Regions from separate parts of the Homo sapiens genome. Here region 2 is linked to region 1. A link is an interaction called in ENCODE POLR2A ChIA-PET data of the cell type or tissue named here. Cell type or tissue: PC-9. All regions are shown on one strand. Links, peaks and the distances in the headings refer to the core of each region. The heading gives the core; the rest is flanking DNA.

Region 1 (2,927 bases), core at 175-2,674:
CCATTTTTCAACTGGTCAAAATTAAAAAAAAAAAAAATTTCAAAGCAATATGACACCTACAATTACATTGTTAATTTTGGCTCTCCTTATTCTTTCCAGATAATTGTTCTTCATCCATTTTATTCCTAAGTTAGAATTCTTTAAAATAAACTTTTAAATAATTTCAGACTTATGAAAAAGTTTCAAAAGTAGTACAGAAATTTCCTTACAGTTTTTAAGCAGCTTCCTTAAAGGTTAACATCTTACATAATCAGGGAACAGATATTGAAAACAAAAGATTAACATTGAAACCATCCTATTAACTCATCTGTAGACCTACTTAAGTTTCCTTAGTTGTCTCCCTGAGGACTTATTTCCTCAGTCTAGGATCCAATCCCTGATCCAACATTGCAGGTAGCTGTCAGGCACTTTGCCTCCAATCTGATATTTCTTCAATCTTTCTTTGTGCGTCGAGAATTTGATATTTATCAAGAGCGTTATCCAGTTATTTTGTAGAACATCAATTTCAGGTTGTCTGCTATGTAAGTAGCCATTATATCCTTTGAAAAATAGTCTTAGGCATATTTCTGAAGATTACTTGTGTGGAAAGCATTTGTTTCCCAAATGCTTTGTTGACTTGCATCATTACTTTCCATGTGAAAAAATGCATGTTTTAGCGTCTAAAAAAAAAAAAAGGCAGAAATATCTTATTTTCCCCTTTCCTGATGATTTGTCCTATAATAGTCTTTGGAAAGATTTATAATGAGATTGAGTTTCAGAGCTTTGTAAGCCTCTGTTCACGAGTATACATCCTTTATCAAAAAATATTTTTAAAATGTGAAGTTATTTATATTAGCATTCTCCAGAGAAACAAAATCAATAAGGTATATATGTAGATAGATATATGAGAGGTAATTTGTTAGGGGAATTGGCTCATGTGATTATGGAGGCTGAGAAGTCCCATCACAGGCCACCTGCAAGCTGGAGATCCTGGGATGCCTGTAGCGTGACTCAGTGCAAGTCTTCAATCCTCAGAATCAGCGAAGTCGAGGGTGGAACTCTCAGTCTGAGGCTGAAGTCCTGAAAACCTGAGGAGCCTCTGATGCAAATACCAGGGTCCAAATGCTGGAGAGCCTGGAATTTTTGGTGTCGGAGTGTTATAGGAAAGGGGTCCTGATCCAGACCCCAAAAGAGGGTTCTTGGATCTTGTGCAAGAAAAAATTCAGGGTGAGTCCACAGTGCAAAGCTTTCAAGTTTATTAATAGTAAAGTGGTGAAAGTACAGCTACTCCATAGATAGAGTAGGGTGTTCCTGAAAGTAAGAGGAGAAATGCATCCACACTAGATACAATACTTGTTTATGTATAGTATAAAAAAAAATCATGGGGACCTGTGCTCTGCTACTAGGGTTTGTGATAAAGGATTAATTTTCTTAATTAGTATATTTTGCAAGAATCAGTATTATGATCTTTAAAGCAAAATTAGGAATGCTTCTTTTCTCAAGATAACAGGATATCAGGACACTCCTAAGTCTGGGTCTGTTTAGTAAACATTATCAATCTGTTCCCTTGCCCGTAAACATCTAGAGGCTAGGAATACCTAACTTCCTGGGAATGCAGCCCAACAAGTCCCAGCCTCATTTCCCTAGCCCTCACTCATGATGGAGTCACTCTGGTTTGAAAGCCTCTGACACCAGGTCAGGAGAAGAGGGGTGTCCTATCTCCAGGAGAGAGAGGGAATGAGAATTTACCTTTCCTCTGCCTTTTCCACCTATATTGAGGGTGGATCTTCTCCACCCACTCCACCGACTCACACAGTAATCTTCTCTGGAAACATCCTACTAGACACACCCAGAACTAATGCTTTACTAGCTCTCCAGGTAGTCTTTAATCCAATAAAGTTGACACCTAAAATTAATCATCACAGTCTTTTTTTTTTTTTAAACCACACAAGTTATCCATTTTCTTTCTTAGTGACTACTAGGTAGGAGTATTAGACAACTTGAAATGTTGAAATTTAATTGTTTCAAGTTATCCATTAATTATCCTGGTTAGAAAATCAGGCTTGATTGGTGTACCTCTTTAATGAATAGCGCAGAGAAATCACATTAAAATGTGATACTGTTAAACCAATGTGTTAATTCTTTGACACACTTGCTTTCCTTCTTTCATTTTCCAGTGTGCCTCTCTCTCAAAGTTTCCAGACTCTGCTTTTTCACTAACTTCCTTATTCATTTTGACCAATTCCTGCCTTGACTAATTTACCCTAATCAATTTGCAATCTGATTTCTTTCCCTACCACTTCATGAGACTGCTTTGCTCCCTCAAGAAGTGCAAATGACTTTCTAAGCTAAATCTGCTACTTGCGTGCATCATTGACAATGCTGGCCACTTTCTTTTTCAGTGAAATTCTTACCCTCTTGTAACATCTGACAAACATTATCTCTTGGTTCCCTTGCTGCTTCTCCAAACATATCTTCTATTCTCATTTTTGCTGCTTGTCTTTTCAAATATAGGCATTCCACAGGTTTATTCTCCAACCATGCCGTGTTTAGAGAATGCTCAAATGCTCCCAAAACTTCAGTTATCACCTTCGTGCAACTGACTCAATCTTTACCTTGAATTTGCATATTCATCCTGAACTTTTTGTTCTGAATTTCCCATAGGTACTACAGATTCAACTAGGCACTAAACTGAGATTATTAGTTCCCCTTATAAACATCAATTTATTTCTCCTACTCTCACTCCCTGATTTGGGCTGAAGTTAAATTCAGTGTTTAGGTTCTCCCATCCCACTTGTCCTCTGCCTCCTAAACCATATTATTCTTTTAATCTGGACTATTCTCTCCCTCTGTCACTTTATGTTTGAACATGATAATTTTTCATTTAGGTACAGCTTGAGTTCTATCTCAGTGATACCTACCCTATTCAATTCAGAAAGAATGAAAGA
Region 2 (2,927 bases), core at 120-2,619, 260 kb after region 1:
TGCATTTCATTTTTTTTCACTCTTTTTCTCTCTGGGTTTCATTTTAGGTGGTTTTTATTGATAGTCTTCAAAAATTTACTAATATTTTCTTTTGCAGTAAAGTTTACTAAGAGTTTTTGTCTGCAGTGTCTAATCCTGTGTGGTGAATTTTTCGTGCGAGATATTCTAGTTTTTATTTCTAGATAATCTAGGTTATTCTGTTTAAATTTCTTCTATCTATTAACATCATGTTTTCTTTACTTAATTGAATAACACTCTAACAGCTATTTTAATATCCTTGCCTTCTAATTCCATCACCTCTACCATTTATTGTTCTGTTTCTATCGCCTAGTTTGTCTCCTCATTATGTGTCTCATTTTCCTATTTCTTAACATGTTTAATAATTTTTGACTGGATGCTGGATGTGTGAATTTTACTGCAGTGATGGTCAGTCATAGTCATTTTTGTCCTCTGTTGAAACCTAGTAGTGTGTCGCCTTTGTTCTAGAAGGCAGTTAAGTCACCTGCATTTCATCTTGCTTTTTTTGAGGTTTGTTTTTACTTTTTTTTGGTTATGGCTGCAGCAGCCCATATTCTAGGTATAATCAAACTCCACTACTAAAGATGGATTTTTTTTTTTAACATCACTATTGAATTTTGAGAGTGATCAATGAGGATGCTTCACTCTGGCTGGAATAAACCCAAGGATCCCCAGCCCTGTGTGAGCTCTGGGAACTGCTCACCTCACAACTCTGAGCCAATTTCTGCTTATTCTCATGGGGTTTTATCCTATGCAGATATATCTCACAGCTAAGTCTCAAAGGGGCCTCATTAAGATTTCTGATGTTCTTTTTCTGTATGACTTCTTCCTCTTTGAAACTCAGATTTTTATTCCAAATATGGTTGTATTCTGGGATTCCAGGTAGACATATCTTTTGGGGCCACAATTCAACCTACTATGATACCTAATGAAAAGTGTCATTTAGTATGGACCTCTTAAATTTCACGTTACAAACTACAGAGAACTGTGACTGTGAAATTCAACTTTTCAGAAGTGACTATAATATCCTGAAATAAAGTATATCTCTGTCTTCAAATGCTTTTACTAGATTCCTTGCACACAGATTTATGTGGTGTACTATAATCATCACAAAAGAATGACACAGTACTCTCTTTCAGTATGTTTACTGTTTTTCCAGGAAGATAAATCAGGAATATACAAAAAAATCAAACCCAGTTTAAGAGAGCAAATTAATAGACATCCAAAGGCAGTAATTGAGGGGTTATAAAATAGGTGAGTGCATAAGTTTAGAGAAGAAAGCTATCTGAGGTCTGGATTCAATTGAAAAGGTTTCATAAGTAATAGGGAGCTAGAGAAGGAGGTTGGAGAATAAAGAATGGAATGGACCACATTCCAGGAAGTTGAAAGAGGAGATAAACCACAGTGAACTAAGGGTTGAGGTAGGCAAGTGACTGGTGATCAAGAGGAAGAGGTGGAAAATTGAGTAATTCGAGAGCAAACCATGAATTAAATGTAGAATAAGAGCTTGACTTTTATTCTACACTAAGTAAAAATCCACTGATTTTTGAAACATGGGTTATGAGTGAGCTTATCTTTTCTAGCTTATTTTTTCTACTGTCTCTCTTCTTCCTTCTATTTTGTTCCAGGATAGTCTTTCCAAAACTCTACTCTGCACATCAAAAATTCCTTCCAATTTTTTTTTTTATTTCTTCAGCTCGTCCCTCAAACTCATTATTTTCTCCCATTTTTTCCCTCTAAACTGTTTTTCTGAAAATTATCCTAGAGCTTCTTCTGTCATTTTGATGTGCATATTTACAAACAAGTGGGCCTTACACAAAAGTACAATCACCTGCCAGACACTTTTTTGCACTTAAACCTACAGCCTATTTAGATGTCAATTATAGTTGAATATTCCTTTGATTAATAGCTAAGGTTTCTATATTTTATACAGATTTAATCCTACTGTAATGACATGCAAAGCAGATTTAAGTTTATATTTAGCAGGGATCTGTTGAAAATGTGAATGAAATTCTGTCTGAGCTGGAACCACGTTGTGCAGAGCCCGTGGTTCTTTGCTGGTGAGGCCCTTAACCCCTCTGGCTACAGAGTTATTTTTCTTTGGCACCCAAAGGTGGAGCAGGGACAGATGATGAAGGGGGCAGCAGTTCAAACATGCTGTTCTATCATGTAAATATTCTCTAAGCACTAGCGCTGGACTATTACTCTCAGCAGTTTATTAGTTCATAGGAAAAATACAAGTAAATGTGGAAATAAACATTGCAGGCAAAGTTGCTTTTAATAGTGTATCTAGTCTTAATATTCCCAATTTAGTCATTTCTGGAAATCAACACAAGTGAAGATTACAAGCTCCGTTGCTATATCTTTACAATGATTATTTCTAACACAGTGAAAACAGATTGACGGCATCATCTACAGAGTAAGCTGTGGTTAGTTGTACGTTTCCATTTCCCTTTCTGTGTCTTTTCCACTATAAATCACCTGACTGCAAATAGCCAAGTATCATAGACACGCTTTGTTTTCCAAGCCTTGTACATGTTGAGTAGAACACTTTTAAAATGTCCCACATTGTAGAGTATAGCATAGCATAAGCTTCAGGAGAAATACGACAGCATCAGTTGGTTGCAGTAGGAAAACCATCCCAGAGCCACGATTAATAGAGAAAAGACACAGACAAAATTAAAAATTTTGTGGACTTGCTAGACAAACTTTTTCTGAAATGTCTTCTCACCTTTCAAACAACACAAAGAAAAGTATGAGTGGCCTCTGATTCTGGATAAAGAAGAAGAATATTGTAGCTAATTTACACCAAAGTCATCCACATCTCTCCAACACCCAATCCTTCCTAAAAGGTAACTAAACCTATCCAGTAACAGTAAACTTGCTCCTAGGTGGACTCATCTTCCATT

Evidence for each region. ChIA-PET counts read pairs that join two places held together with the same protein. Peaks named below come from ENCODE experiments on the same cell type or tissue, not always from the same donor. Only the 100,000 strongest peaks of a DNase experiment are listed, where the experiment ranks them.
Region 2: POLR2A ChIA-PET joins it to region 1 with 5 read pairs; 2 of 35 experiments call an interaction of 5 or more read pairs at or near these places.

The regions. Positions count from the first base shown.
Region 1 is chr21:16,387,493-16,390,419 of GRCh38, forward strand. The region is part of intron 4 of MIR99AHG (mir-99a-let-7c cluster host gene); the gene reads left to right. Among named protein-coding and RNA genes, the nearest start is that of SNORD74B, 100 kb to the left of the region's middle. In PC-9, for the core only: no CTCF peak of the experiment used is centred there; a DNase peak (open chromatin) is centred at 1,599.
Region 2 is chr21:16,647,544-16,650,470 of GRCh38, forward strand. No RefSeq gene overlaps it. Among named protein-coding and RNA genes, the nearest start is that of MIR125B2, 59 kb to the left of the region's middle. In PC-9, for the core only: no CTCF peak of the experiment used is centred there; no DNase peak of the experiment used is centred there.